Regions from separate parts of the Mus musculus genome. Here regions 1, 3 and 4 are each linked to region 2. The links are chromatin loops, found by intact Hi-C in ENCODE. Cell type or tissue: heart. All regions are shown on one strand. Region 1 has its middle 26 kb from the start of Gm22857. Region 2 holds the start of Ing2 (inhibitor of growth family, member 2). Region 3 overlaps Rwdd4a (RWD domain containing 4A). Region 4 has its middle 48 kb from the start of Gm39171.

Region 1 (8,000 bases), 260 kb after region 2:
CAATAGCAACAACACCAAAAAGAAAATAAACTTTCTATGGCTAGTGTCCAAGCCTGGGCACACTGTCCAAGTGTCAAGTGTCTGGGCACAAACATGGCTGCTTTAAGGCAAGGTGACCAACAGTGGTTAGGGTTTTGGTTTTTTTTTTTTGTTTTGTTTTGTTTGTTTGTTTGTTTGTTTGTTTGTTTTTGTCAACTTGGCCAAAGTCAGGGACATTTGGGAAGAGGACTCTCCCTTGGGAAAACTCTTCCATCAGAGTGACCCTTAGGCAATTCCTGATCCATGATCGATGTGGGAGGGTACCACCAAGGACTGCTGTTCCTAGGTTGTATGGAAAAGCAAACAGGCACGGACAGCAGGGCCGTATGCAGCCCTCCCTCACGGTCTCTGCTTCAGTTCCTGCCTCCAGGTTTCTGCCCTGAATTCCTGCTCTGGCTTCCTTTCATGATGGACTACAAGAGAAAAATTAAACTCTTTTTCTCCCCAAGTTGCTTTGAGTCCTGGTCTTTATTACAGCAATAGAAAGCAAAGTAGGAGAAAGGTCGAAATCACAGAACATGGCTGGCTTTGGCACCTGGACACGCTAAGATTTGGAAAGACTTGAGAGATACTCAAGATGCTGTGAGCAGCTTCTAAGGGGTCTTATGACTAAGGATCAGGACAGAGGGACACCCTACCCAGGCCTATGGGGTCTTCCCCTAATAGTTTGGAAGTATTCAGGTGGAAAAAACTGATCTCAGGATGGTCCAGGGTGCACAGCAGTCATTTAAGAAAGTTCTGGAAGGGAGTCAGTTGCCAGAAGGAAAATGTGTCCAGGGGAGCTTTAAAACCCCTTCTCTTCTATGATAATAGACTTTTAAAGCAAAGCAAGATGTGATAATGTTCAGAATCGGCATCCACGCCCCTAGTAGTAGATGATTTTGTTCAGTGGAGGGGAGAAGCGAAGCGTCGCAATACAGTCATATTCTGGGCTTTGTGAGAAGCAGGTAGTATGTGCACGGCAACATTAAGAGTAATTATATCCGCACGTGTAGGACTAGAGAGGTGGGGGATGGGTGTTCTGCTGCCTCCCCAGTGGGTGTCAGGCACGTTACCCCATTATCCCTCTTCTTGTAATAGTTCTTTACTTCAGAGAGGTTGCCTGCTTCAGATCCCACATCCGTGCAATCAGACCCTGCATCCGTCTTAGGCCCCACTCCATACTGACTATTTGAATGAACAGAGGGACCCCTCCCCCACGCCTACTGTTGCTGTATGGACCAACGAGGGTGTCATCGCATGGAGCAGGGAGTGCAGTGTCTTGAGAGGTAGACTAGTCAAAGACAAATGCCATCTCAATAGCAATGAGCATAGTTGGTAGCCAGATGTTGGTTCCTGAGTAGCATTCTACATTAAAAAGAAGCAGCACTCCATGGAAAAGTGGCCTGGTCCTTTGGTTGGAGCAAAAAAGATCCTGCAATATCTTGACATGTCAGAAAGTAAGGAAGTACTCAGAGAATGATAGGCTCAATACAAGGGCCCTGGAGCCAGCCAGCTTTACAGCATCCTATGGGTCTTGCTTTGTGCAGAGCATGCGCTATACATTATGAGAGTCACGTCTTATAATCTACTGAGTAAGAATGCGCAGTCCCTGTGGCTACAAACTGAAGAGGAGAAAGGGAAGTAGAACATTGGGATGCTGGCACAGACCTACACTGCCAGACCTTAGCAATCATCGCCATTAACTAAGCCAGGATCAATAATAGGCCAAGTTCCGTGCTGAGGAACAGCACCGTGATACTTACACGCTCTCAGAGGGTCTTTCAAAGAGATTCTTCTTGAGAAGCTGGGCCCGGTGCTCAGTAGTTGCTGCTCCTGCAGAGGACCTGAGCTCAGCTCTCAGCGTTCACAGGCTCACAGCCATTTATAACTCTAGTTGTAGGGGGTCTGACACGTTTTACTGGTCTCTGTGTCACTAGGCATTCATCTGACGAGTGTACATACACGCAGGCCAGTATGCACACACATAAAATAGGTCAATCTTTCTGTTTGTTCTTTTTGGTTTTTCCAGATAGGGTTTCTCTGTGTAGGCTTGGCTGTCCTAGAACTTGATTTGTAGACCAGGCTTGCCTCAAACTTACAGAGATCCACTGGCCTGGATCTCCTGGAGAATGCTGGAATTAAAGGCATGCACCAGTGCTATCCAGAAAGCAGATCTCTCCCCCTCCCTCTCCCCCTCTCCCACTCTCCCCCTCCTTCTCCCCCTCCCTCCCCCTCCCCCTCTCTCTTTCTTCCTTTCTGCTTTTAAAAAGATACTTCACATGTTGCAGAGATGTGGGCTGCTCTTGCAAAGGCCCAGAGTTTGACTCCCAGAGTTCATGTTAGGCAACTCATAGCTGCCTGTTAACTCAAGCTCCAGGGAATCTGAAGCCATTTTTCTGGTGTCTGTGGGTACCCACATGTATGTGTACATACCCACATACCGACACTCATACTTACACGTGCTTAAAAATAATTCTGAAGAAGATACTTGCTAATTACAAAGAATAAAATAGCAACAGTGGAGAGATTTTTAAAAGTTAGAAAAAGAAATTGGGTGTTTGTAGAGATAATAGAATTTTAATGATTTCAGAATCTGGTTGAAGATATGTTGTTGGATTTTTGTTTTTGTTTTTTTTTTTTGTACAATTCTTGCAGCTTAGTTTTAAACCATGCAAAAAGAATAATAAAGGCAGAAATGTTAAGCAAAAATAGAGTTGCAAGTGTGCCTTCTGTCTTGTGTTTTCCAGCTGCCATTACCCAGACCCAGGCCCAGAGAGCAGAGTGAAGAGGAGAGCAAATTGAAGCTTAGAGATGAACATTACCATCCAGGCAAGAAAATAACAGGTCTCACTAGGCAGTGGGCGCCGGGAAACTCCAAACTCCGAGGGGAGAATGTGGAGTCCCAGCTGTGGTCCCTGGATGGATGGCTCTGTGATGGAGCACCTGGAGCCTGTGAACCCTGCTGAATGCAAACACAGTCAGACCTACCCCCTTGCTGGAGTCTTCTCAGGCAAGCAGTAAGGGAGGCGGGATGCGACTCCCATTATACACGTGGGAAACCAGGGTTCAGTGAGGTTTCCAAGGTCGTCCTTCAGTTAGACTAAAGCATCTGACTTTTGTGATTTTTAAATTCTCAGAAGCCCCCAGAGAACAGTTTAGCTGCCCCGGCCCCATCACCTGAGTGTTTTTTCTAAGTCAGTGTTTTTTTTTTTTAAAGAGGATGGCCCAGAACCCGCAACAGCAGTGCCTAGATATTTCTTAGAAATTACTAATAAAGAGACAACGTGATGGCTCAGTAGATAAAGCTTACTGCCAAGCCTGTCTATCACCTGAGTTTGGTTCTCCAGACCTGTGTGGAGAGCATAAACTGTCTTCTGATATCTCCTGACTTCCACTTTCCTGCACATTCACACAAAATAAGTACATGGGATTATTTTCTTTCTAATGACAAACGAGTTAGATGCCTCTCTCTATACTAACTCAATCATTTGAGATAGAACCTAGGAGTGGTGCCCAATTATCTATTAAAAAACACTTCTCTCTCTCTCTCTCTCTCTCTCTCTCTCTCTCTCTCTCTCTCTGTGTGTGTGTGTGTGTGTGTGTGTGTGCGCGCGCGCGCGCCTCTCAAAGTCAGTCCTCTTCTCTCACCACGTGGGTTCATGGGATCATACTCAAATACCCAGGCTTGGCAGCAAACGCCTTTATCTGCTGAGCCATCTCATGACCACAATCAAGTGTTCCTGGTGATCTTGAGGCAAACTCAACTACACCCTGAGCTTCTTATGTCTCTTTAGAGCTTCTATGCAAATCAGAACTTCGCACAGAAACAAGGTTAAAGTTTTTCAGAAGGCATAATAATCTCTGTCTCCACTGCACAGCTAACCTCGGGAATTGTTGGGTGTCTTCCAGGATAGGGTCGCGTACAGGCTGGAGACAGAAGAGGGTCCACTGGAGTTGGAGGAGGGACTGATGACAATTTTTCGTGCTTGACTAGGCTTTTTAAAAAGCTACTTCTTAGGGTACATTAACCAGCCAGCGAAACCACTTGTTTCTGAGGGGAGGTGGGAGGTGGGGGCGGGGGTGGAGCGTGGGGCGGAGCGACATTTCGCTGCTCCGGAATCGGTGCCTTCTCAGTGGCGCCGCGCGTCCCCCTCCCCCCTCCGGATCTGCCCGGAGCTGGGCGCTTAAACTCAACTCTCCCTGCCAACACCGCCACCTTCACGGTCTCCGGTACCGGCCTTCTTGGAATTCCTCAGGCCGGGTCCCGCCGAGGGAATTCCCCGGATCGCGGCGAACTGCCCGCCCCCTCGGCACCCTTTCCTCCGGCTCTCCGCCCCCGCTGGAGCTGCGGGCTGCCAAGGAAGGCTAGGGTGCCACGGCTGGAAAATGAGCTGTGCCCGGAGGGTGGCCGAGGGCTGCAGGTAACTGGCGCGGGACCTCGGGGGGCAGCAGGCTCTGCGTCGGTGTCCCTTCCCGGCACTACCGCGAGGCGACCTGCTGCGCCCTCCCGCGGGCTGCGCCTTGGGGCTCCCGGGCTCCCGCGGGGCAGGACGGGCGGGGAAGGGTGCGGACCCCCCGCCCCCAACGTCAGGCAAGACTCTGACTCTCCACAGCCACTGTCCGGTGCCGGTTCCTTCCAGCAGCCCGCAGAGGCGGCACCGGTGAGTGCAGTCTGCGCGACCGATGCCTGGTTAAGATGGAGAAGTTTCTGCAGATCGCGCCGCACTCTCTGGCCATCGTCCTGGGCCCGGCCGACAGCTCCGCAGAGGAGAAGCCCGGGACGGTTCAGCCCTCGCCCCCGGTTCCCACCCAACCCCGGCAGCTCGCCCGACACCACATCGGGTACGAGATCTTCGCAGATTTCAAAGCGGAGAACATGCAACACTTCTGGAACAAGAAGGTCACAGCCGCGGTGGCCGAGACTTTTTTCCTAGGCTGGATCGACGAGCAGGTCTTGCTGATCCAGGGCAAGGAGGAGCATCTAGAGGCGCTGCGGGAGGGCTGGACACGCAGGGCTCTGCGACCCCCCTCTGGCTTCCAGATCCGCTGCTTGGGTGAGTGCCGCCGCTCCGTCGGGCTGCGGGGTCCCTGCCCTATCCCCTATCCCCGGCTCCGGAGGGCGCTGAGCCTGCGCTTAGGCCGAGTTCCCGGGGCCCCAGGATTCTCGCGCGCATCTCGGTCTGGGAAGGGGTCCGCGGCGCTTCGGGAGCGCGGAATCGGGGGACTTTAGGGCACTTGGAACGTGGACTGCTCCTTGCACCACGCGCGTCAGGGGCGGCCAGGGGAGCCTCCTGGCGGCGTCGGTGGCGCGCCTTACGGGGCGGCGCCTGGGGCTGGCCAGGTAGGCGGCGCGGAGTTCTAGGGTGCACACGGGTCGGGGCTACGGATGTCAGCTTTTCCACGCCTCGCGGGCGTGGGGAGTGCGGGCCAAGCCGAGGGAGGGCGCGGAGAGTCGGGATTCCAGTGGTACCAGGTGTGCGTGGCCGGCCCTTCACAAGCGCCTCGGTCCCAAGGACATCCTTTTCCAGGGTGGCGACCTCGTGGGGCACGTCGTTTGGCTCAGGTGTGTTGGCGCCGTTCTCACTCTCCCGCATTTCCGTACAAGACAAAAGGTATAGTTCTTTGCTTGTGGAGAACTTCCAAACAGTACTGTGTGATTGAAGGTGGAGAAAAAAAGACAACTGAGAGGAGCTAGGGAAAACGTTTGATCTTTTAGTTTGTTGGTGGCGAAGGAGAAAAGAAAATACTGAGCAGAATAGCTGAAGAGGGGTTTTCGTGGCTGTAACTCAGGGTTGTATTGACTTGTATTTTTATTGCAATCCTACTTAATATGTTTTTCTTAATCCCGGGCAACCTGGCGCTTAGAAAACTTTAGTTTTGGACGACGGGCCCGGTGGCTAAGAGCAAATATAGCACATAGCGATGTTTTATGAAACGATCCGATAAAGAAAGCATTCTTTCTAGTTCCAGGGCTTAAACATTCTTTTATGACATTTTGGGAAGAGGTCAAAAGTTCAAACTGTAGAAGCCCGTAAAGCGACCTTCTGTGGTCCCCGCGGCCCCCCTGAAGGATTAGCTTTTACCTACTAATGTGTTTTCTATGCGGATGGTAAACAGATAGCATTTTTATTTTGCTGTATTTTGTCTTTTTTTTTTCTTTTTCGTAGCAGAGATTTGTTTTTGTGAAAGTTCCTTTGAATGGACCAGACAAACATCTAGTGAAAGCTTGTTTCTTATTGTCTCAAAGACCGATCTTGATTCTACCCCTCCCCCCACCCCCCCACCCCGACGCCCCGCATCTCCCTAGTTCAGCCCCTGTAATTAAGCTGCCTGCATTACTAAAGGGGCCGAGATGAACGCCTCTGAGGGTTGGTCTGCCTTTACTTCTTTTACAGTGCAGGACTTGAACATTTGGAGGCGAATCGTCATCCTTAAGTTTGTGCACACATCGTCAAGACCTTTTCTACAGTATTTTGTTAGTTTCCTTTGAAACTCGATCTCAGGCTGCTTTTGTGTTTGGATTTGGAGTTTTCATCTATGTACTTTATAGTCTAATGTACCCCTTGTAAAACTGAAAAGTTTGACAATGGCCTCCTTACTCGTTTCATCTGGAGGCCGTTGCACGCCCACCAAATTTGGGGATAGGATCTAAGGAACAGCAACATAGTTTCATTTGAAAACATTTCGGTATGTTCATTTTTTTAAAAAATGTTATTTTATGAGTCTTTATAAATAGATTGCAATGAGTGATCTGTCATATTCACCAGAGAGAAGCATTTTGACAAATGTGAAAGGTTCCAAACCCATTGCTGAAGTTGCTTGATTATTGCCGTTATTATGAATATTGCCTGTTGCAGGCTGACCTTCTCCTGATAGGAGTCTGCTTTGGCTACTGCAGGATTAGGCTCAGCCCTTAACTTAGGGTCTTGGGTTGGAGGAAGATGCTTCATCTTAAAACCCTGAGGCATCAGATAAAAGAGCTGGGGCTGGGGAGTTGGGGGTGGTACCTGCTGATATGCAGGTGGCAACTGCCTTTTGAACCCCCTTGGGGGGTCAAGATGTCTGCTGGTGCTTGCTTCACTTTCTCCCCACTAATGGTGGTTCTAATGATGGGTTGTTAGAGAGATTAGGATGTGTTATAAAATTCTCCAACGGGAATGTCAATGCCTGTGGCAGGCCCCCTCTTTTCTCGGAGGTACTGGGGACTGGCTCACTGCCTTTCATTCTGAAACACAATGTTACTACTGGTGACAAATCAAAAGAAAGAAAGAATCACACCATAAGCGGTGAAATCTGATTTTGAAAAATGAGATTGACGTTTTAGCATGCCCTCGGACTCAATCTATGTACAAGAGCAGGAAGCAAACACCGGCTTTGATACTTTTTAGTAATCTGGGTTTTTTTTTTTTTTTTTGGTTTATATTTTAATGTTACTACATATCTTTTAGTAAGTCTTCCAACTGATCTTCTATTTTGCACTTAAGCATGTGGTCAGATACCTTCATTCTCTTTTGTGATCTCAGTTAATGACTTCATGTGGGTCAGCCACAGAACCAGAGACACCAGTGAGCACTGCAGAGAGCATGATATTCCTACTTGCTGAACATGAACATGAACCAGGCGGGGCTCCGAAATAACCGACAGCCAATTGTTAGCTCACGGTTTATTATTCTTGCAGTAATAATGACATTCACACAAGGGATCATTTTCTAGATGGTTCCTTAGATCCCACCAGGGACAGTGAACTTGTAGTGAACTTGTTCTCTCAGATTCTCCCAGTGAAGAAGAGAAAAGAAGGCTTTGTTGCCAGTCTCAGATGCACATCTCCTGGGCCAGTGCCCCTACGCCATCCTGGACGAGAGGCTGCATAGACAGTACCTAGAAACTTTTGTCTTGTTCTGCCCTTCATATTTTACTTCATAGCTTACTGGGAAGTGGGAAACATCTACATTGGAAAATGCAAGCGTTTCAGTGTCTGT
Region 2 (8,000 bases):
TCTTACCTGGTGAGCCATCTCTCCAGCTCCAAACTCACAAAATCTTTGCCCTCCTGTGTGTCTAGAGTGTTGGGATTGAAGTAGTATGCCATCACACCAGGCTGATGCCCTTTTTATGTAAAAATTTCATTTACCATAATTTTTCTGGGACTGGAGAGATGGCTCAGTGGTTAAGAGCACTGACTGCTCTTCCAGAGGTCCTGAGTTCAATTCCCAGCAACCACATGGTGGCTCACAACCATCTGTAATGGGATCCGATGCCCTCTTCTGGTGTATCTGAAGAGAGGAACAGTGTACTCAAATACATAATTTTTCTGAATCTCCTAATATTTTTAACAGTGCTTTTCAACCATCCAAATATCAGATAATCATTGCAGTCTCATTAAATTGAAGAGGGACTTAACTGGTCTTACTGGTTTAGGAAAACCCTCACTAACCAAATGAAATGTTTGAGACTTGATTGGATTCTGTTAATACAAATGTGAAAAGATTAAATGAGACAGTGGACAAACACAGAAACTCTTATTATGAAAAATTTATGGGTTAGAGTAATGGCAATGTATGTCTAAACTCTTATTGTATTTTATCTGTTTATAGGTAAAGCACTTTCACATAAGATTTGTATTTACACATGTATGAGTGAGTGTTGCATTTGCTTGTATGTATGTGCACCTGTGTGTATGGTGCCATGGAGGTCAGTAGAGGGCATTGATCGGATCCCCTGGAACTGGAGTTACAGATAACTGTGAGCCACCAGGTGGTTGCTGGGAAATATACATCCATGAGGTAGAATAACCAAAATTCCTGTAATAAAAAATTCTACACACACACACACACACCCCATTTATACAAGACTTTGCTGAGAGGAATTTGAACAGAAAATAGAAGTAGGGTCAGACAAGAGACCCTACACTGCTAAGTAGCACAGACGCTCCTCTTCAGTGAATATTTTAAGAAGCAGTGTCACCAGCAGAGATCGTTTGGGTGGCTTTTCAGTGACCTTGGAGAAGTCCTGCCCGCCCCCCTCCCACCCCAGGTTGGCCTCCAACTCAGAAATCCCCCTGCCTCTGCCTCCTGAGTGCTGGGATTAAAGGCATGCGCCACCATGCCCCGCCCTTTTTTTTAAAAAAAGTGTTTAGATAATTTTATGTGTGTAAGTGTTGGCCTGCATGTATGTAGGTGCACCACATCTATGCCTGGTGCCTACAGAAGTCAGAGAACTGGAATTAGGAATGGTTATAAACTGCACTGTAGATGCTGGGAATTGAACCCAGGTCCAAGAGCGGCAAGTGCTCTTAACCACTGGGCCATATCTACAGCCCCATCAAATAAGATTTTACTACTCCACTGAGGATGAAAAACAAAGGTCATCCATTAAATATAGTCACATGCTGATAATGGGGATCCTGAGCAAATGGTATATATAAGTATACTTTTGTGTTTGGAAGTTTACATCCTAAAATTTTTTTAAATGTATATTAAGCTGGGTATGGCAGCACATACGAGTATTCCCAGCACTTGAGAGGTAGACAAAGAAAGATCTCAGGTCTGAGGCCAACCTGGCCTATGACATATTTGTATTAAGATGTCACGATAAAACCCATTACTTTGTAAGCTAACCTAAAAAAAAAAAATAATTAAAAGGCAAAATTCAAAAAGTTAAAAAAAAGAAAAATTCCGAGCTGGAGAGATGGCTCTAAGTTTCAGAACACGGGCTGTTCTTGCAAAGGATCTGGGTTTGGTCTGTAGCGCTCACACGGTGGCTCACAGCTGTGTGCAATTCTAGGTCCACAGGATTTGACACCCTTTTCAGTGCAAAAGATACAAGATCCTTGAGCACCAGGCATGTACATGGTACACAGCCACCAATCAAAGAAAAGAAAAAAGGGAAAAAAATGAAATATTAAACAGAAGAAAAGATTTTCTAATGTAATCAGCTTAATTCAGGCAGAAACTGTTTTCCCTCAGTTCCTGCTAGTTTGCTTTTAATCAGTTGAGACTGTTTCTCTCATCTCATACCATATTAACTATGGACATAAACATTTTAGTATAAAAGAAATAGGCTTGAGGACATTTCCCATTAGGCACCTAATAAAAGGCACATAATAGACTTAGTCCAGTAATTTGAAGCCAATTGCACACTATTGGGGGGGGGGCATCAGCTACTTATCTTTTTCCAGGTCAGTTTAAGAGCAGGACAAAATACTAAAGAACAACCCTGCCCATCCCACCCCAGAATAGCATCAATTTCTAGAGTGTAGAGTGGGAGATTTTTAAATTTTGCGTTCAGGAGTTAGGAGACCCACTCTGAAGAGGCCATATGAGTAGCTACTTTAAGAGAAGGACACTGATAAATAGCTTGGGTCAAGAGCTGGAATTGCAAGGACTAAAGAATGCAATGCCTACTTCCCATCCTCGAGTAAACATTTTCCCCACACAGGCTGCTTCCAGAAGGATGCCAGAATTAGATTAACCTGTATGAATAAATGCAGCAAGAAAAGCACACCTGCACTAATCCATACACATTATCATGTTTTAAGTTCACAAAGTTTCTATCAGTGCCAGTGGAAAACAGGGATCTGGAGTTCTTTCTCGTCCTTCAGTCTGTCAGAATTATTTGAGGTACCAAGAATGCTTTCCAAAATCCTTCCTTGCTTCTCAACTTGTTTTTTTTTTTTTTTTGCTCTTGGTAAGTCACAACCAGTCAGCCTGCAGCTCAGTAAAGCAGGCTGTATAAAATCCATGGGCCCATACAGTGTCTAACTCCAATCAGTAAGAAACAGGGCAGCTTGCAGTAATTCCACCTTTTAGCTAGAATTGGCTGAACCAAGTTTGTGAGTAAATACAAAAATTAATTCAGGTTTTAAAAAAAGGGAACAAGCTGGGCAGTGGTGGCACACGCCTTTAACTCAGCACTTGGGGGGCAGAGGCAGAAGGATTTCTGAGTTTGAGGCCAGTCTGGTCTAGAGAGTGAGCTCCAGGACAGCCAGGGCTACACAGAGAAACCCTGTCTCGAAATCAAAACCAAACCAAACCAAACCAAACCAAAAACAAAATAACAACAAAATCAAGTCAATAACCTTAACAATGGTTATTTTCAACAAGACCTGGCTCTTTAATATTAAATAATGGAAAGAAAATTCGTCCCACGTTCTCAGAAATTCAATAAATACTGTGCTTGCCTCGGTTGGCTTAATACTCCACTGATCAAAATCTCAGCGTTAAAGTACATTAACACATTAGTTCCCAGGCCTTCCAATATAGCCCTTGTCCTCAGGACGCCGAATTCCGCGTTGTGTTTTGTCGAAATCCAAATTTTCATCTAGACCAGGACCTAGGTTTCCCTTGGCATCCCAACAGCTGCTTAATATACCCCACTGTATGAAAGTGTGCTGAACAGGCCGGGCAACAGGTATAGCGCTGCAAACCGGGCAAGAGCACCCAAACTTAGCACTCTGGCGTTTTCTCTCTTCTCATTCAAAGACGCCGCTCCCATTGGGCATCTCATCTGAATTAAGCGACTACTCTTTCTTATACCTATTTCGGTTGGGGGGGGGGGGGAGAACCAAAACCAAAACAGCTCACATATTTATATACATTCCGGAAGTCTATCCGTAATTACAGTGAGCTCCTCCTACCGGCATTTCACTGATGGTACTGGGGGAGTAAGGCGGATAATCCCTCACACGGAAAGCACCGCACTCGGTGGTTGATCCGATTTCTAATCCCATCTGCACTGATCCCCTGCTGGCTAGTGGTGAAGCCGAGTGAAAAGACAGTGAGGACTGTGTGTCCTCGCTGGCGGGTGATGCCTAGGCGATTCGACATCTGACAACAGTTTCCTTAAGATGGTTTGGGACTGGGGACCGGGGCGGCGTGCAGCCTTGCCACCTCCCTAAACCAAACTCTTAAGCGCGAGGAGGGGGAGCAGACCCTGAGAGCCACCCCGGCGCTGGGGGGTGGAGGGGCCGCACGCAAGGCGGGGAGTCCGCATTTAAAAGGGCAGAGGGCGCACCGCCTACCTCCGCGGTCCGCCCCGGTGCTCCGGGACCGTGGCCGCGGGGCGCTCGGCGGGAAGTCGCCGCGCATGCCCGGAGCCGCGCCCGCTGCACCCTGGGTCGCCTTAGTTCCCCCTCAGGCCTCACTCGGCCAGCGGCGCCCAGGGGCCGCTCGCTGCTGTCTTGGAGGCTCGCGAGGGAGGCGCTGGATCCGCCAGATGGAGGCAAGGTCGGTAACTCGGGGCCGAGCGAGCCGAGCCGGCGCTTCCTATCCCTGTAGGGGAACAGAAACGAAGAGAGCGGTCGCCCGGCCTCTCGGGGGCAACCGTCAGGACTTCGGTCGAAGGGGGCAGGCTCAGCCATGCGGTCCCTTTAAGAGGGGGCGGGGCGCGGCCTGCCGTTTGGCCGGCCTCCGCACCCTCCCCCCGCCCCCAGGCGAGAGCTGACAGACCAATCGCCCGGGTGGCGCAGGGAAGGCGGGAGAATGCGAACTCTTCGGTAGGACGATAGGGGCGGGGCCCCAGCCTTATTAGGAGTGAGTGCTGCGCAGGCGCAGATGCGGTCGCTGGCCAAGGGGCGGGGACTAGTCCTGTGAGACTCCGACAGGCACGGAGGCTGATAGAGAGGCGAGAGGGTAGCGAGGGGCTTGTCACGGGGATCCGGGCGACCGGGCAGCCCCGGTAGTGTCTGGGGAGTCCCCGGGGGGGACAGCCAGCGTCGCTGCCTGGGAGCCCCGGCGCCATCGGCCGCGGGGAACCCCGCTGCTCGCTCTCCTAGAGAGGGAGGGGGCCGGAGGGAGCCCCGGTCTCGCCCCGCCCCTGGGCTTGTTACCGCGGGGGCGGGGAGTAAGGGCTTCTTCTTGGGGGAGTGGAGATCGGGGGACTCGGCGGTGCCCTCTCGAGCGGCGGCCGTGTCCCCGCGGCGCCGGGCTGCCGAGCGGAGGAGCGGCGGTCGTGGCTGTTGCATGTGTGGCTGCTGGATGCGGAGGCGGCGGCGGCGGCGGCGGCGAGGAGCAGCAGCAGCGGCGGCGGCGGCGGTGGTGGTGGTGGCGGCGGCAGGATGTTAGGGCAGCAGCAGCAGCAGCAGCTGTACTCGTCGGCCGCGCTCCTGACCGGAGAGCGGAGCCGGCTGCTCTCCTGCTACGTGCAGGACTACCTGGAGTGTGTGGAGTCGCTGCCCCACGACATGCAGAGGAACGTGTCGGTGCTGCGGGAGCTGGACAACAAATACCAAGGTACTTTCCCTTCTTTCGGGTGACAGTGTGCGCCGAGTGCACCGAGCGATCTGGTGTGTGGGGCCGGGAAGCGGTTGTGTGTGTGTGTGTGTGTGTCTGGGTGGGGGGACGGCACAGCACACTCGCGGCCCTCCCTGTCCCGGCTGCGGCTGACGAGGACTTCCGAGGACCGCCCGTCCGTCAGCCCCCGTTGCAGCTCCGGCGGCTGGCTGCAGCTGCCGCGGACGGGAATCAGCCATTTTTAAGCGAGCATTTGTTCCGGTGCCTGCCGGTTGGGTGCCGCACACTGTCCTGCCCGGGGCTGGAGAGTGTGCAACGAGCAGGGTTGCGGGGCTGGACCGGGGTGCTGGGCCTGCTTAGCCCCTTGCCTGCTGGGGCTCCCTCCGTCTGCGAGCAGATGCATTGGAACGTATGGGGGGGAGGGGGCGAGAGGACGGCGGAGGTGGACTCGGGAGATGCCTCTCCCCCCACCCCCACCCCCCTCCAGCTCCCGGCGTGGCGCGGGACTGGGACGGTCTGTGCTTCCCTCTCGCCCCGGGGAAAGTTCCGGGCCGCCCGGTGTCTCACTCAGCCCTTCTTCGGCTACTGCCAAATGGTTAAAGGGGGAGGGGTTCCCCCGCAGGGCGAGACGGAGAAGGGGTGTGTGTGTTGTGTATGTGTGTGCGTCCGTGTGTGTGTGTGCGTGTGTGTGTGAGTGTGTGGCGGGGAGGGTCCGGCCTAGGGGCGGGGCCTGCAGGTGTGACGTCGTATGGGCGGGGCGCGCGCTCCCGCGGGAGTCGGCCACGGCGGGCTGCTCGGAAGGGTCCTGGGGTGGACTGAACCCATTGCTGGGCGGGACGGTCGGTGGGCCTGGGCGGAGTCAGTGTTGGGTGTTGGGAGAGATATTTCAAATCTCTCCCTAGCCCCCCCCCCCACCCCGGTTAGTGAATCAAGACGCGGACACCGCCGTGGGGGACTGTCTCTGACCCTGGCTCAGCGTAGGTTCCGGGCCATGTGTCACTTCCGGACTTCTGGAGGAAGTGGGTTCGTTGGCTGGGCAACCACCTGGCGTCTTTGCACCCTTGGGTTCCTCCTCCACCAAGTTTAAATGAGGAGAAAAGCTTTTTCTTGTCATCAAAGAAACTAGGACAGGGAATATCTTCAGGGATTGTCATACCTTTCTCCTGCTAGGACAGGAGAAATTTAAATGGGGATACGTTCAGCCTTTAGTAACCCCTAGTCAAGAAACTGTGTAGACCTAATATGGACCATAAAAACAACTTGGAGTCATTCTGTTTCCCCAGACCATCCCCAGTCCTGTAACTTAATCCTGTAATACACCCCATGGTGACTTAGCATGTAAGAGCACTTAGGTGTTTTCAATCGACAAACTTGTTTTCTAAGTCTCTCACTGTTTATAGTATAACAGTGTTTTCACCAGATTCAAAGACTTATGAGGTAAAAATCTACTTTTATAGACAAAATTTATAGGGATGGTATAATGAATTCAGTTAATTGGTGGAGAATATTTTATTTCAAAGCTGTCTGCTTTTAAAACCGTTTTAAAACTGTGACTCCTCTCAATCCCAAGAGATTGAAGTTAGGACTCACACAGGATAGGTAAAGGCCCTACAAGTTCACCCTTTCAAAAAATGAAAATCATTCTGTGGTATTTTCTGCAGACATAGGGAACATACATGAATGGCAACCTAGCATGAGAATTCTGTGCCAAAATATGTAGTTTTTTTTCTTTAAAAGCGCAAAGCTTAGACTTTTAGATTGGTAGTGACATAATTTTTTGACAGGGAAATCTGTGATACCAGTTACCTGTAATTGTCATAAACTGTTCAGGTAACATGAATAGTAGATCTTACAAGACTGAGAGGTTAATGCAAACCAGCTCCATTATGATTGAGATTAATTCCAAGATTAATACACAAATCGTGGTCTAGCTTCTGCATAGGCACAGAGTTGCTAAGCTCAACTTCACAGTTTTATTTTTGTTAGAAGCTTTATATATTTTTGTTTTCTTGGTCCAGATTTTATATTCACTGATTCTTAAGTATTTTCTAGTATGGGGGTCTAATGTTACTGTGCCTTTCAGAAATTATTGCATGGTTCATTAAGTAGAGAAACAAAGAAAAAGCACAACTGGTTTAAATATTTATTGCAGGATATGGCTATAGGAAGCCTTCATTGTCTCCTCAGCATTTCATTCATAATTTTCTAGAGAAATCTTAGCCTTTGAGCTAGAATGTAATGTGGGATTTCCGATGCCGTTTGTACAGTGTATGGAAAGTGTTGCATGATCAGATGTGCACGTTTGGCAGTTCAAAGTCTGAAGGTCTTGATCATTGTTTCCCACTTCAGGTAGCAGTGATTGCATTCTCACAGGTTTACTCTGGAGGCATTTTTTTAAGTGCTGAACATTGAACCTAGGGTCTCACGCATGTGTAGCAAGCAATAGCAGCCTACCACTGAATTGTTCCCAAACCCTCTTTTCACTCTTTATTTTAATATAGGAGGTCATTGAGTTACCCAGAAGAGCCTTGAACCCACTGTGTAGCCCAGACAGCTTTTGAAGTTGGGATCCTCCTGCCTCACTTTCTCAAGTAGCTGCCACTAGCAGCTTGTGGCACTAGGCCAGCAAGATGAAAGGAAAAAATCTCTAGCCCACAATATGGGCTGAGTACTTCTTTAAAATTTGCTTTTTTTTCCCCTCACTGTATAGTTAAGGTGTCTTTATAAATTTTTATCTCATCACAGTGTTAGTGTGCAAGTATGACACA
Region 3 (8,000 bases), 120 kb after region 2:
CGATCTTTACTTTGCTCATTAATCATTTGTAAATAGTATTTTTTTAAAAAGATTTATTTATTTATTTATTTATTTATTTATTTATTTATTTAATGTATCGTAGTACACTGTAGCTGTCTTCAGACACACCAGAAGAGGGCATCAGATCCCCTTACAGATGGTTGTGAACCAGAATGTGATTGCTGGGAATTGAACTCAGAACCTCTGGAGGAACAGTTGGTGTTCTTAACCACTGAGCCATCTCTCTGGACCCTTGTAAATAATCTTATTTTTGTGCCACTTGGAGTCTTGTTTTCTAAGCAGTTGTTGACTTGCTTCAGAAAGGACTTTTCCTAGTTTGCCCGGATGTTTGGTTTGCCTTAAGAAATTTGTTAGTAGCGGCACATGCCTTCAATCCCAGAACTCAGGAGGCAGAGGGAGGTGGGTCTCTGTGAGTTCGAGGCCAGCCTGGTTTACATAGTGAGTTCCAGGACAGCCAGGGCTACAGAGTGAAACCCTGTCTCAACAACAACAAAACTAAAAACCACCACAACAAAACCAAAATAAAAAAGACATTGGCTTCTCTTTCTTTAAAAATCTATTTGCAGGTTTACTGCTAAGGCCTAAGAGTCCTGGGTGATCTTCCTGTGGACACAGGTTTGATTCGGAGAACCCACATGGTGACCTACAACCATCGGTAACTCCAGTGCCGGGAGGTCTGACACCCTCTTACGTATGGCCACCGATGACACCAAGCACACGCGTGATATATAAATATGTGTATAGGCAAAACATTCATACACCAAAAATAAAATAAGTGGGGTTTTAAAAAAATTATTTGCCGTTGGTGGTAGTATATGCTTCTAATCTTATCAGATGGGAGGGAAGAATCACAAGTTTAATCAGTCAGTCAATCAACTAATTCTAGTAGGATTGCCTAACTTGGCAGTATCATTTAGGGAGATTTCATATTTGCATTATTTTCTCAATGGCCCAGTCTCAAACACTAGAAATCATTCTTGCCTCTCCCTCCCACTGACAAGTTCTGTCAGTATTCCTCTCAGTATAAAGCCAGAACCTAAGCACTTCTTATCTCCAGCCTCTCCAGCCGACATCAGTTGCCCCCGTGTCTGATCTCCCTGCCCTCTCTCTTTGCTTCAGTCGTTCAAGCGGACAACACACTGTGTAAACACAATCACCCCCATGTTAAAGCCACACAGGATCTCTAATGCACTCAGTGAAATCCAAGGCTGTCAGCTCAAACCTGAGGTTTGTGCACTGTGTGAGTCTGGAGAGGACTTCCCGGAGCACAGGCAACAGCCGGGACAAAGGCCACATGACAGGGTCACAGGGAATGGGGTCACAGACATGGGCCACAGAATCATCTGCCTGGAATGGGAAGGAGATAAGAAGGGACACCGCAGAAAGGTCTCAAAGTAACTTGATGGCTGACTTTCAGACACAGTCCTGGAAGGCCTGAAATTCTTTCTTTACAATAGGGTGGCCTTGAACTCACATAGATCCGCCAGCCTCTGATCCCAGTGCTGAGACTAAAGACACGCCAGACCATGTATGACTTTTACTAAAGCGATATTTTCAAACCTAGACAGGAGAGAGTAAACTGGACACGCAGGGACAACTGAGCAGATGCCACTGGCCAGCCCGTGGCAGGAGCTAGGCTTTTCTTTTAGCAGATGGACAGACATCCCTATATTCCAGACTCCATAGCTTCTCCGTTATCCTGGGGGATTTTAATGAAAACAACTCACATTTGTCAATTTAAAAGTTAATTTTTGAGCTGCCTCTGGAGGGCATTTGTCAAGTGAAATGGAAAACGGATGAAGCATAGACGTCCAGGAAAGGATTCTGAGGACACACGGCAGTTAAGGGATGTGGGGGAGCTGTGTGCATCCACTCCAGGAGTCTCGGGGTGAATCTCACCAGGCAACAGGGGTTAACAGGGTTTAACAGGGATTCATGATGTTTCCTAAGGGAGGCTGGCCACAGGCAACCTTTGGTCTTCTTAAACAACCAACCAAACCAAACAAAACAAAAAACAAAACAACAACAACAACAACAACACACCACAGGCCCTCCAGCTTCACCTTGCAGTGTGAGCAGATTCCTCAGAACTGGAGCTCCGGGTGGTTGTGAGCTGTCTGATGGAGTGTTGGGAAATAATCCCCCATCCTCTGCAAGAGCAGTAAGCATTCCTAATTGCTGAGCCATGCCTTTGCCCCGAAGCCCTTCCTCCAGATGTTTCTGACCTTTAGTATCCATCATATTATTTAAAAAGATTTATTTGTGGGCTGGAGAGATGGCTCAGCGGTTAAGTGCACTGGCTGCTCTCCTAGAGGCCCTGAGTTCAATTCCCAGCAACCACATGGTGGCTCACAACCATCTGTAATGGGATCTGATGCCCTCTTCTGTGTGTCTGAAGAGACAATATACTCACATGTATAAGATAAATAGTCTTTAAAAAAGGATTTGTTTGTTGTGTTTGAGTGTCTGAGTGTACCACATGTATGCAGGTGCCCACGGAGTCCAGAAGGTGGTGACAGAGCCCATGGGACGAGAGTTACAGGCTGCCCTGTGCTGGTGCTGGGAGCCCAACTCTGGTCCTCTGCAAAAGCTGCACATGGTTTTATTCATTGTCCTGCCTCCTCCTCCTCCTCCTCCTCCTCCTCCTCCTCCTCCTCCTCCTTCTCCTGCTCCTCTTGCTCCTCCTCCTCCTCCTGCTACTTCTCCTCCTCCTCTTCCTCCTCTTTTTGGTCACATTGGATTTCACACAGGATGTTTTAAATCTATGTGCTGTGGACACAGCTCAGTGGTAGGGCAAATGTCTAGCATGCATAAGGCCCTAGGCTCAATTTCCAGCAATAATATAATAATAATAATAAGCTTTTATTTTGTCTCTCTCTTTCTCTTGGACATTTTCCTACTTCTCTAAGATAACATTTCTTGTATTAACAAAAGGAGAAAGGACGGCCTAGAGAATGCTGCTTAGAAGTCACAGTCAGAGCCTCAGCAGGCTAAACCCCAACAGCACTCTGGATCACTTCCTAAGTCACAGAGACCTGGACTCACAATTGGAAAAACCAGCAGGGTGGGGCCACTTCCTGACTGTTTCAACTCGGCCCTCCTCAGCCCATTAGAACACTTTATCGTAGAATCTAGATTCATGCAGGAGACTCAGCAAGTGGAACCCGTGGGAAAACAGGACGTATTTTTTGACTTTTGGTCCTCGTCTATTAGAGATGAGAACAAGGAAAAGAATGTGCCTTTACCGGAGATGTCCCCTGGACTCTTCCTATCTGCCATGATCCTCGCTTGAACATTTCGTCATCATGTGTACAAAGCCACTCTTACGCCTGGTGTTAATGGTTTTCCTTACTTGATCATCAGCAATAAAATCCTCAGCGCTCCACAGGCAAATTATGTTTTTACATTTTTGAGTCTTCACAGACCGTGGCTTCTAGATTCTCATTTTCACCTCCGATTCCTAGTAAGTTTGACATCATGACTCGGTACCCAAACCAGCACAGAAACCCAAGCGAGCTCTCACAAAGAAGAAAGCACCCCCACAAAAGTTAGGGGGCATGCTGGTATTCTCTGCTCGGTTCTAGTTCTGTCTCATTAAAAACAAAGTGCTAGCAAAGACCGCCCATTCTTTCTTCATGAATGGACCATAAATTGCAGTTTGAAAAACACTCTGGATTGTGGCAAAACACTGAATTCTGAAACACAGCCTTGCCAGACTGTCATTCCCGCTGCTTTTACTTTGTAGAAATTCTATGCTAAAAAGAAGGGAGTCTGTCAGTAGCAGGAGTTTTAAACTTCCTATTTTTTATTTTTATTTTTCTATTGGTTATTTTATTTATTGACATTTCATTATCCTCCTGCCCAGTTTCGCCTCCACAAACTCCCCTCTCCCCCGGCTTCTATGAGGGTGCCCCACCACCCGCCCACGCACTCCTGCCTCAGCGCCCTAGCATTCCCCTATACTGGGGAATTGAGCCTTCAAAGGACCAAGGATCTCTCCTCCCATTGATGCCCAATAAGGCTATCCTCTGCTACATATGTGGTTGAAGCCATGGGTCCCTCCATGAGTACTCTTTGGTTGGTGGTTTAGTCCCTGAGAGCTTTGGAAAAACTTTCTATTTTTAAACAGGCTCTCTGTTGCCCACACTCACCTCAAATCCTCCACAGTCGTGTGCCCGCCCCGCCCCCCTTCCTCAAACACACAAGGCATGAGCCACCACACACAGTTTATTGTTTTTCTGACTACATCATCCTCTGGAAAGACTGCCATGCTTGCGTATTTGTCTTAAGAAATAAAGTGTAGGGGCTGGTGAGATGGCTCAGTGGTTAAGAATACCAACTGCTCTTCCAGACATCCTGAGTTCAAATCCCAGTAACCACATGGTGGCTCACAACCATCCCTAAGGAAATCTGATGCCCTCTTCTGGAGTGTCTGAAGACAGCTACAGTGTACTTACATTAAATAAATGAATGAATGGATGAATGAATAAAAAAATAAATATTAAAAACAGAAGAAGAAATAAAGTGTAGGTTTGGGCATATCTGTAGTCCCCAGCAGAAATTGGGGCTAGATTTATCTAGTTAATCTGACCTGTTGCGGCCAGTGGAGAAATGCTATGGGATGGATGAAGTTTTAATGCTGAAATCTAAAAGGAAAAAAGAAAAATCTAAACTAGAGGTTTAGCATTACTTTCACTCTACAGGGTGTTGGTCTGGCCTGACTTCTCTTCCCTGCACACTAACTTTAGTGACTGCTTTCCGGTGACAAGTTCTGTATGGGGCATTCCTGCTTGCTGATTTTTAAGTTTCTTGGAATGTATGCAATTCCCTTATTTTAAAATACTTAGGAGTGGAGCTGGAGAGATGGCTCTGCAGTTAAGGGCACTGGCTGTTCTTCCAAAGGACCTTGGTTCAATTCCCAGCACCCACGAGATGGCTCACAACTGTCTGCAATTCCAGTTTCAAGAGATCTGACGCCCTCACACAGCCATACATGGAGGCAGAACACTAACATACATCAAATAAAAATAGTAAGTTATTTTTAAAAAGTACTTAGGGTATGCGAATGTCACTATATCCTGGTGGCTCTTACTCAAGTTTTTCTTGTCAGGTTCTTACAGGACGGTGTGAGACTGCCCATGGTACCTGAGGCTAAGCAGACATTCCATGTGCTACAAGGATCTATTTGGAGAAGTGTGTTGAATGTGGTTGTTCTAGAGTAGATTTGTGTTCATTTTTATCACGTACCTACATACCTTTGTAATTTGGGTACCACTTAATCTCTCTCTCTTTTTTCCAAGAGCCCTGGCTGTCATGGAACTCACTCTGTAGACCAGGCTGGCCTCGAACTCAGAAATCCGCCTGCCTCTGCCTCCCGAGTGCTGGGATTAAAGGCGTGTGCCACCACTGTCTGGCTAATATATTTTTTAAAATAGTATTTTATTAATTTTTGTGTGTGGTGGGGTATCACAGAGCATGTGGCAATCAGAGGAATCAGTTCTCTTTCTATTGTTTGAGTCCCAGAGATTGAACAAAAATTGAGACTTGCCTGCAAGCACCTTTATCTGCTGAGCCCTTTAGCCAGCCCCTGTACCATCTTAAACTAAAACCATAGTTTGAGGTTTTTGTCAAAGTTTGTTTTGTATTTTTCATACTGCCTCAGTTACCTTGACATCATAATGACAAACACCCGACAAAACTTAAGAAGACATTCTGGTTCATGATTCAGGGGATGGTCTCATGGCGGGAAGGCACAGGGGTGACAGCAATGAGCGCACATACTCATTTCAGTGGAAATGACGCAGAGAGCTTGGGGTGGGGTCTGGTCGCCTGCCCACAGAGAATCCACAGTTCCAGCCTTGCTTATTGCCTTGACCTAGGCTGGTTCCTCTTTCCAAAAGTTCCACAATCTTTCTGAACAGCGCCACCAGCTGGGAAACATGTGTTCCAACACATGAGCCTGTCGGGAGTCATTTCATACTCAAGGGATAACCATTATTAGGGGGCAGGATTTGGGCTGAAATCCTGCAGGGAGAATTTTGGGATTTTGGATTCTTTAAAAGACAGAAATATTTAAGTATGTGTTTTTGTTTCAATGCTAGGTGTGGGACATAGGGCGGCTTCAGAGTGTCCACAGCAGGTGACTATGATTTGCCTCATGCTCTGCAGGGGCGTGTTTTGCCAGCTGCAGATAGATAGTTACTGTGATTGTGTGATGTTTGTAATTCTGGGAACTTTTCAGAAGGGTATATAAATGCTACAACCCTGATAGGTGGGTTGTTGGTTGCTGTTGGTCATGGTTTGTCAAGTAGTGGCGTGCAAAGAAGAAAGAAGAAATTAGATATCCTGACAACTCGAAGCCCCCAATAAGTAGGAAGCGGTTTAACCATTACATTGCTTCCTCTCCTTTCTTTCCCCTATCTACTGTTAGGGGGTTGAAAGGGTGGAGAAGGGTGGAAGAAAGAAGAACCCACAAAATATTAAAAGACCAGTTACAAAATTCAAGTGTGTATTAACTCTTGGATACAGTGTGTACTGGCAGTGTATGTGTTTGTGTATAGCTAGCTCTCCATCAGAACCAGAGTTCAAGGCAGGCCCTCTTACTCAGGGCCTTTGCTGGAGAATGGGTCTGAGCCAGTAAGTGTGCAGACAGGTCTGGGTATAACTTCTAGTTCTAGGCTGACCAGAAGCTCAAACTGTTTTTAACTTCCACATTGAAATTTCCATCTTCTTATTTCTCCTTACTTTCTCTTGAGCTTTTTTTTTTTTTAATATTCTTCGAATATGACACTTTGAATGGTTCCAGCAGGAGCACACATGTCACACCATAAGATAATTTTACTGCAGATTTAAAAAGTTATTCTTTCTGAAGTGATTTGAAACAAAACATATAGAAAAAAATCACTATAATTCAGTCTTTATTGCTTATTAGTCATGTCATCTCATACAATTTTAAGTAAACAGACTTTGAGAAAATATAGTGGGAGCATTATCAGGTCAGCATTATTTCTGATGCAAGTGTTCAAGTGTTTATAAGGTAAAAAGGGATACCATTGCCACCGTCTGCCCCAGAGATCTATACATTTCATAGAAAAAGAGTAAAAATAGTTCATTGGCATTTAACTAGCATTATTCTTTGCAATCTAAGAATCACAGTAACTTTTACCAGAGAAATGACCTTTAGAACAGAACAAAATACTTTTTTTCTATTACAGGATGTTTCTTTAAAAAAAAAAAATCTAACAAATCAAGATGACAATAAAAACTGCACAAACGGAAGCTTGAAAAGAAAAGTTGTTATAGTCTAGGCATCTCCAATATTCATCTAGAAAACGAGACAAAAGCAAACTCTTCACTGTGACTACACTTACTTTACAGCTCACACAGTTTAACCAGAGCCAGGGGTAACTTTGTGAAATCCACAGATCTATCTGCTCTTATGCTAAGGTAACTTCTCTAAAAGTTGATTGTTCTTTAAAACCTGATATAATCTACACAGTATAGCTTGGTGTTCTAACAACGTGGAATCACACACAATCACTGTAATACACACACACACATACACACACCCCAATACCTCTCCTAATAAAACTACAGCAAGTTTCCTTTCCTAATGATTTTAAAAACCAAGCATGTATAACAATAGTTCAACATGACAAAGAGTGGATATATATTATTGAACAGACACCAAGATTAGGAAACACATTTGGATACTTGAAAAGACACTATTAAAAAAACAAAACAAACAAAAAAAAACCTACCAAAAACCAAAACCCCCACAAAGCCCAAGCACTGCCCCCAGATTCGAAGTGTGTTTAACGCCGACTCCCCTGAAAGACCTATTACCAAACAACAACAAAACATCACGATGGCAAATATTAGGAATTTATTAAAACCACTGTCTCCAACGGTACAAAAATTAAATATTAAGGCATCTTATACTCTCATCCTGACCTATGCAGCAAAGAGAATTATCTTAA
Region 4 (8,000 bases), 300 kb after region 2:
CATGTACGTGTCTGTGTGGACCTGTGTTTGCATTTCTGCGGGGTGTATTCTAGAAGCTGTATTACTGGGTCATGTGGTAACTTACTTTAACCATTTGAAGAATGGCTGGACTGACTTTGCAAAGTGCCGCACCATTTTCTCATCCCCCGCTCCTTACCGGCACTTCTTATCGTCCTCCCTTTCATTTGAACAGTCTCAGCAGTGGGAAGGAGTGGTCTTGGTTTACATTTCTCCCACAGCAAAGGATGCTGAGTGTGCTTATTGGCTGGATAGTCCCTGAAGAACTGTTAATTCAAATCTTTTGCCCATCTTGTTTTTGTTTTTTCTGTGTGTGTGTGTGTGTGCATGCATGTTTGTGTGTGTGCAGGTGCATGTGGGGGTCAGGGACCAACCCCAACCCCGGGTGTCATCCTCAGGTTACATCCACCTCCCCGACACCCCTCCCTCCCTCACCCAGGCTGCTCTATAAGCAGTGAGCTGCAGGGATCTGCCTGACTCTGCCTCTCCAGAGCTCGGTGTACAGGTGTGTCACCCTGTCTAACACACATACACATACATTCTGTCCCCATATCCTCTTTCTAATGTGAATTTTGGAGTCTGAACAGAGGCCATCAGCTGAGTGGTCCCGCAGCCCTCCTTTGCCCATTTTTCAAGTCCATGCCTTTTAATGCCTTTATGCTCTGAAGCCGCCTGGCAGCTCCCGTTCTTCAGACCGATGAGCATGGCAGCAGCACAGGAGTTCCCAGCGGTGGCAGTGTCCTGGACCGATGGGACTGTGCTAGCCCGAACTGTCAGTTCATGTGTCTCAATGGCTTTGCACATTGAAACTTGTAATTGTAATGAAGGAGGATTCAGAGAGGTGGTGGCACACACCTTTATAATCCCAGCACTTGGAAGGCAGAGGCAGGCAGATCTCTGCATTTCAGGCCAGCCTGGTCTATAGAGTGAGTTCCTGGACAGCCAGGGCTACACAGAGAAACCTTGTTTTGAAATACAAAAACCCAACCAACTAAACAACCAAACTAAACCAAACAAACCAAGCATATAAACAAACAAAAACCCCAACAAACAAAAAAACCAAAAGAATAAACAAGAAGCTACAATACTTCAAACTACACCACTTCACTTGAAGATATGGTAATAGACCTGGGATGTGTGTTTCTAGCCTGACCAAGCAGGTTCAGTAAAACTTTGGGTGAGCCAGCTTTTCTGGCTTCTATTATCATTCCTTAAAAAGTTCTTACTATGTGCCAAATGTTGTGACAAGGGCTGGGGCTATGACATTACCCAGAGCTCCCAACTCCTTGTGTACCATGGAGGTAAGAGCACAGATGGCAGCCGTGACTCTGAGGGAAGCCCTGTGTTCCTCAGCAGCAGAAGGGAGGGCTCATCAGAGTGGGGACGGTTCCCCACTGCAGCCCCACAGAGTGGGAGGAGCATCTCTCAGCGTTGTGGTCAACCACGTATACCATTTATCGTCAACCACATATACCATTTATCGTCTTGATCACACAGTTCAGTAACCATCCACCGTCACTCCTTCTGAAACAAAACATTTTTCATGAACCCCCAAACTCTGTGCTTATTAAGTTGTAAGTCCCTCTCCACAGCCCAGCTAGGTTCTGTTCCACTTTCGGTCTTTACACATTTGTTTACTCTTGGTCCGGTTTATAAGTGCTATCATGCAGTAATTATCTTTCTGTACCCAGCATATCTCATTAAGAATAATATTTTCAGGGGGCTGGAGAGACGGCTCAGTAGTTAAGAGCAGTTGCTGTTCTTACAGAGGACTTAAGTTCTGTTCTCAGTACCTATGCGGTGATTCACAAACACCCATAACTCTAGTTTCAGGGAATCTGATGCCTTCTTCTGGCCTTCATAGGTACCAGGTACATATCTAGAGTACATACATGCATATGGTGTACAAACATGCAGGCAAACCACTCATATACATAAAAATAAATCTTAAAAATAATAATTTTAGGATAAGTTCATGTTGTAGCAGATTCAAAGTTTCATTCATTCATTTGGTGGCTGAATAATATACTTCATTACATGATTACAATATACTTATGAATTTGTTGCTAATATTTACCTGGTTTAATTTTACCTGTGGCTATTGTAACTAGTGCTGTCATAAAATTAAGATATAGGGGCTGGAGAGATGGCTCAGCGGTTAAGAGCACTGACTGCTCTTCCAAAGGTCCTGAGTTCAATTCCCGGCAACCACATGATGGCTCACAACCATCCATAATGAGATCTGGCGCCCTCTTCTGGAGTGCCTGAAGATAGCTACAGTGTACTTACATATAATAAATAAATAAATAAATCCTTTAAAAAAGTAAAATACAAATACCTGTTTGATGTTTTAACTGATTGAGACAGGGTAGTAGTTACTGTGTAGCCTTGGCTAGCCTGGAACTCCCCATGCAGACTAGGCTGGCCTTGAATTCACAGAGATCTAGGGCTAAAGGCTTGTTGAGCCATCACACCTGTCAATATCTTCATTAAAACTTTTACTTTACATTATGAGATTAAATTAAATTTTGATCCTGCAGATCATACAAAATTAAAAGTAAAATAGAAAATCACTTTTCACATTTAGGTAAAACTTTTACATGAGTAAAACTACATACTAAATTTTGGGTCATTTTTATTTTAATATGATTTTTATGGTCATTGTAGTTATTAAAATGTTTTCAGCTGGGCGTGGTGACGCACGCCTTTAATCCCAGAACTCGGGAGGCAGAGGCAGGCGGATTTCTGAGTTTGAAGCCAGCCTGGTCTACAAAGTGAGTTCCAGGACAGCCAGAGGTATACAGAGAAACCCTGTCTCGAAAAAAAACTAAAAAAGAAAAAAAAATGTTTTCCGATGGCCCGGAATGATACATTTGTGTATGATAATTTGTTACATTTGTGTATAATTTGTTACATTTATGTATGGTAATTTGATTTATTACTCCCTTTTCCCTGTTACGGTTCTCCAAAGACATAGGATGTAGACTCAGTGCTATGCACCCTGTCTCCTACCCCCAAGAACATCCCCTCTACACATATTTCTCCTCCCCGGACACACAGGCACATACAGAGCGGGCCAAACTGGACAGGAAGACAAGCTGGAGATCGGGGCTGGAGATTCTGAAAGGTGCCTGCTGCCTGAGTTCCCATGGCCATCTATCCAAATCAGAGAGAGTAATCTGCTTTTCCCAGAGTCAACTGAGTGTTATTCTCATCTAAAACATACACAGTGGCATCTAGATGGATATTTGACCAGATGCCTGGTTACCATGGTTAGACAAATTGACTGAAAGGTTGTACCTACCGTTCTCCCAGGTTAAAAAGAAAAGAAAGAAAAGAAAAGAAAAGAGGAAAGGAAAGGAAAAAGGAAAGGAAAGGAAAGGAAAGGAAAGGAAAGGAAAGGAAAGGAAAGGAAAGGAAAGGAAAGGAAAGGAAAGGAAAGGAAAGGAAAGGAAAGGAGGAAAGAAAAGAAAGCACAACCTACACATGTCATAGCTCCTATAAGCCACTAGAGGGCACCATGACCATAGGAAATGGAAGGCATAGTGCCCACACTTTCTTTTAAGATAATCAAAGCCAGGGTAGAAACTCTGAGGGAAGCTTTCAAGTCTCTAATTTTTGTAGCTGGGAAAGTTGTGACCTTATGAAAGGCTACACTATGGGCTATGGAGGAAAACTGAAGTTCGGAGTTAGAACCATGACCTTTCACCTTGGCTTCTCGTGATTTCCACATAACGGCACACACTTTTGTTAGTGATCTCATGGCAATCATTTGCAATGCTGGGATTGTTTTGTTTGTTATAAGCTACATCTGAGAAAGAGGCCTCATCTTGTAAGAACAATGTAGGTGCAGAGTCTACAGAAGGAGTTACGGCAGGGCGGCTGCTCAGAGTTCCCACCCTTTGTTGGTATTGTGTCCAGAATAGTTTGGCTGAACACACAACACACTAAGGGTTTTCTTTGTTGGTTTCTTTTGTAAAACACTGGCTTCAAGTGACACCAGAGAGGCTTGCTGTGCACACAGTCTGGGTGCAAACATCTTTTCTTGGTGTGTGTGTGTGTGAGAGAGAGAGAGAACATATGTATGTGTGTTAGTTGCCAGGCAGTGTGTGTGGGGGTGTATTGAGTGAAAAGTGATGTCCCATGCAATAACATATATAATTTTTCTTTCATTTAAGAGTCAAGTCTAAATTTGAGAGCTCTAGCTCGTTAGTTCCAACAGGTGGATGAAGGGCTAATTTCTTTTGAGCATGCATGCATAATTTAAAATAAAAATTCTATATAACTTGGGAAAATACCATGTTTTGCCTTAAGTATCCGTCCTTTCTGGTTTTGTGGCAGCCCAGCCCCGTCTCCCTGTCCTAGACACCTTTCTCCAGGCTCTTTTCCTCTTCTTCGAGCTGCTGTCGCAGCCTTAGTCTCCCCACTAGGGGGCGAGCGAAGAAAGGCAGAACCAGGTCACAGGCCCGTTTGCTGCTCCAGGAAGAGCAAGCAGAGACTTACATAAGCGGGGTATTTGGGGCACTGTGTGGGGTGGCCATGTCCTGTACGTTGACTCTATAAAACTGTCAGGGATCCTCTCAGCTCAAAGGCTCCCACTGAAAATGATTAAAACACAAGATGCAACGGCAATGGGAATTTTAGTAGGATAAGCTTACCTCAGGGGCCAGATAACTCTCCTCGGTGCGATGAGTTTGCTATGGTTTGTCTGACTACAAGTACATGCTCAGGAACGTGGTTACTCAGTTCTGAGAGACCTCACAGCTGTGGATCCGTGAGTGTTTTCATCATCTTGGTATTGAGTGTCCTCTACCGCAAGTGCTAGGGACCAGAAATGGTTTTAGTTTTGGATGTCTTTGGACTTTGGTATATTTTAATAAACATAATGAGATATCTTGAGGACTGGACCCAAGTCTAAACAGGAAATTCACCTATGTTTCCTGTACTTGTATGTGTAGCCCGGAGATGATCTTAGATGGAATCTTTAGCGTGCTCTGTTTGGACGTTGATGCTTCAAGCTTCTCATGAGTCAGGTGTGGAGTCTTGGATGGGTGGCTTCTTTTCACCGTTCGAAAAGTTTTGCAATTTGGAACATTTCGGGTTTTATATTTTCGGACCTGAAATATTCAACTTGTGTAACAAGATGATCAGAACTATCTGTGGTCTGCCGGCCGCTCCTGCCTCGCCTCTCACATCCAGTCTACTTCTGCTTTTAAAACGAAGCTCATTTGGTTGCCAGGTCGCTCAGAGTCATCGACCACTGAGAATGACGGTTCTGAGTCCACTCGACATTCAGAAAAGGAGGCCGGGAAAACAACATCTTGGAGGCATTTGGGAATACATCCCAGGTGACTGGGGCAACTGGACTGTCCCAAGAACGCAGGGAGGAGGAACAATGAAAAGCACCCCCGGGTCACTTTTACCGTAGTGGGTACGGCAACTCTGCTCCTGTCGGGAAGACTTTAGTTTCCCAGGCAGTCATACAATCTGAAGGAGCCATTTCTATGGGAAAAATGAATGCTGGCTTTGCCTTCAGCCTGCTTTGCTGCGTGCTTGCCAGCGTCTGGCTTAGGTAATTAATTTCCTTATGTAATCCCCTGTTGGAGAAGTTAGATGGATAATGAAGCCACTTGATCCTTTCGTGCTCATTTACAAGACACAGTCATTTCTACCTAGCGCCCAGGTAATTCCCCGTTTCCTTAGCTGTTGCTGCCTCTCTTGACTTGAGCGTTTAGGAATCTGGGGTTGTTATAGGCGGCCTCGGGCAGGCGCCGAGCAAAACCGAGCCTCCCTGAGCATGCAGGATCGTTGCCTGGGCTGTATCGGCTTTCTAGTTCCTTGAGACATGACTGGACTAATTTTTCAGATGCTTTGAATGGAGTAGAGCAGACTGTTGCTTTGCTGTGAAGAGCAAACATGAAAACTCCCAACCTGAGAGTCAAGGCCTATCCATTTCCCTTTAATTACCTCCAGAAGTCCCTGTTAATGATTCAATAGTTATAAAAGTAAATTATAGGTGCTCTGGAACTCCGTTTGCAGTTTCTTTTGACTTTTGAACCGGCTACTGCCAGGCAAAGAGGTGTGAAGTGGTACAACAGTGGTCTGACTCGAATTGCTTGTAACTTTATAGATTTAATAAAGGTAGAGCAAGGCTGTGTCTAAACAGGGTCAGGCTGGCACGGAGGGAATTGCTTTAGGACAAAGAAAAAAAAAATCTTGGCTTCTTGTGGCATACCAAGCTGGGGGCGTTTTCCTATATTATGTTGCAAACTGCTCATCATCAGAGAGGCTCAACAAATGGGTCTGATAAGGTTCTCCGTCCATGGCCTGGTTTGTCCTGTATCACTGTGATGAACATCACGAGGCAGTGTAACTCACGGAGAAGGGGGTCCACTTGCCTTTTGTGTCCTGGTCATAGTCCATCACTGAAGGAAGTCAGGGCAGGAACTCAAGCAGGAGTGGGGACAAGAAGAGGCAGAGAGGAAAGCTAGCTTGCTCGCCAAGGCTTAGTTTGTTTTCTTACACAACTCAGGTCCACCTGCCCAGGGGTGGGACTGTGGACCAGGCCCTCCTCCATCAGTCAGGGGTGGTACTGTGGCCCAGGCCCTCCTCCATCAGTCAGGGAGGTACTGTGGACCAGGCCCTACACCATCAGTCAGGGGTGGTATTATCTCCAGTGGACCAGTCCTTCCCCATCAGTCAGGGGTTGCATTGTCTCCAGTGGACCAGGCCCCCCTCCATCAGTCAGGGGTGGTATTGTCTCCAGTGGACCAGTCCTTCCACCATCAGTCAGGGTGGTACTGTGAACCAGGCCTTCCTCCATCAGTCAGGGGTGGTACTGTGGACCAGGCCCTCCTCCATCAGTCAGGAGTGGTGTTGTCTCCAGTGGACCAGTCCTTCCACCATCAGTCAGGGAGGTACTGTGGACCAGGCCTTCCTCCATCAGTCAGGGGTGGTACTGTGGACCAGGCCCTACACCATCAGTCAGGGGTGGTATTATCTCCAGTGGACCAGTCCTTCCCCATCAGTCAGGGGTGGCATTGTCTCTAGTGGACCAGTCCTTCCACCATTAGTCAGGGTGGTACTATGGACCAGGCCTTCCTCCATCAGTCAGGGGTGGTACTGTGGACCAGGCCCTACACCATCAGTCAGGGGTAGCATTGTCTCCAGTGGACCAGGCCCTCCTCCATCAGTCAGGGGTGGCATTGTCTCCAGTGGACCAGGCCCTCCTCCATCAGTCATTAATTGAGAAAATGCCCACAGACACGCCCACAGGCCATTCCAATGGAGGCAATTCCTCATCTGAGGCTCCCTCTTCACACATGACTATGTGTCTAGGTGACAAAAACTAACTAGCCCAGTTCTGTTCTGTGTGGTTGTAAATACATAATGACTTCTTTCCAGTCATGGTTTCTGAAACACACTTGAGGTTGTTGTCACCACTTGTAGGTGAAATAGGTCACAGTGAGTTTCAAGATTTTGGGGGGTAGGCGGTGGAGAAAATCTTTTCTTGTGTTTGTTTTCTTCCTTCCTTTCTTCCTTCACTACTACTACTATGACTTCCTCCTCCTCCTCTTCCTCTTCCTCTTCCTCCTCCTCTTCCTCTTCCTCCTTATAGTTTTTCGAGACAGGGTTTCTCTGTGTAGCCTTGGCTGTCCTGGAACTCCCTACAGAGGTAGACCAGGCTGACCTTGAGCTCAAAAATCCACCCGCCTCTGCCTCCCAAGTGCTGGGATTAAAGGCACGAGCCACTATAGCCTTGTCCCTTCTTTGTTTTTTTCAAATACAATTTTATATGATATCTTAGCCTATGAGGATAAGAGCACTCTTTTTTGGGCGGGGGAGGGCAGAGGACTAAGAATGCCAGAACATTTTATCTCCCAAAGTCACTTCAGTGTGTCCTGTAGGGCTGTTCAGAATTTAGGATGAAAAACCATTACAATGGTAGAGTAAATGGTTTTCGTATTTTTTTTTTCACTAAC

The links. A loop is a pair of places that touch in the nucleus more often than their neighbours do. Peaks named below come from ENCODE experiments on the same cell type or tissue, not always from the same donor. Only the 100,000 strongest peaks of a DNase experiment are listed, where the experiment ranks them.
Region 1: a loop joins it to region 2, with 3 times the contacts of the local background. A loop is called at or near these places in 5 of 42 quality-filtered maps.
Region 3: a loop joins it to region 2, with 2.2 times the contacts of the local background. A loop is called at or near these places in 11 of 42 quality-filtered maps.
Region 4: it touches region 2 in a loop (2.2-fold over the local background); 3 of 42 quality-filtered maps call a loop at or near these places.

Annotation. Positions count from the first base shown.
Region 1 is chr8:47,410,023-47,418,022 of GRCm38, reverse strand. It overlaps a transcript of Stox2 not described here. Among named protein-coding and RNA genes, the nearest start is that of Gm22857, 26 kb to the left of the region's middle. In heart, CTCF peaks have their summits at 4,519 and 5,328; DNase peaks (open chromatin) are centred at 3,712, 4,272 and 5,382; H3K4me3 peaks cover 2,690 bases; H3K27ac peaks cover 1,668 bases; H3K27me3 peaks cover 5,099 bases.
Region 2 is chr8:47,671,738-47,679,737 of GRCm38, reverse strand. It overlaps Ing2 (inhibitor of growth family, member 2), which reads left to right and starts at 4,579. Exons shown (of 2, transcript NM_023503.3): 1 at 4,579-5,232. The coding sequence starts at 5,058. AA386476 (expressed sequence AA386476) reads right to left here and starts at 4,347. Exons shown (of 1, transcript NR_166692.1): 1 at 1-4,347. In heart, a CTCF peak has its summit at 4,310; DNase peaks (open chromatin) are centred at 4,507, 5,957 and 6,207; H3K4me3 peaks cover 4,216 bases; H3K27ac peaks cover 3,245 bases.
Region 3 is chr8:47,551,747-47,559,746 of GRCm38, reverse strand. Rwdd4a (RWD domain containing 4A) reads right to left here. Exons shown (of 8, transcript NM_203507.3): 8 at 6,910-8,000. Among named protein-coding and RNA genes, the nearest start is that of Rwdd4a, 22 kb to the right of the region's middle. In heart, a CTCF peak has its summit at 5,949 (motif pointing left); a DNase peak (open chromatin) is centred at 3,096; H3K27ac peaks cover 451 bases.
Region 4 is chr8:47,367,368-47,375,367 of GRCm38, reverse strand. It overlaps a transcript of Stox2 not described here. Among named protein-coding and RNA genes, the nearest start is that of Gm39171, 48 kb to the right of the region's middle. In heart, CTCF peaks have their summits at 2,275 (motif pointing left) and 3,541 (motif pointing right); a DNase peak (open chromatin) is centred at 4,457; H3K27me3 peaks cover 2,305 bases.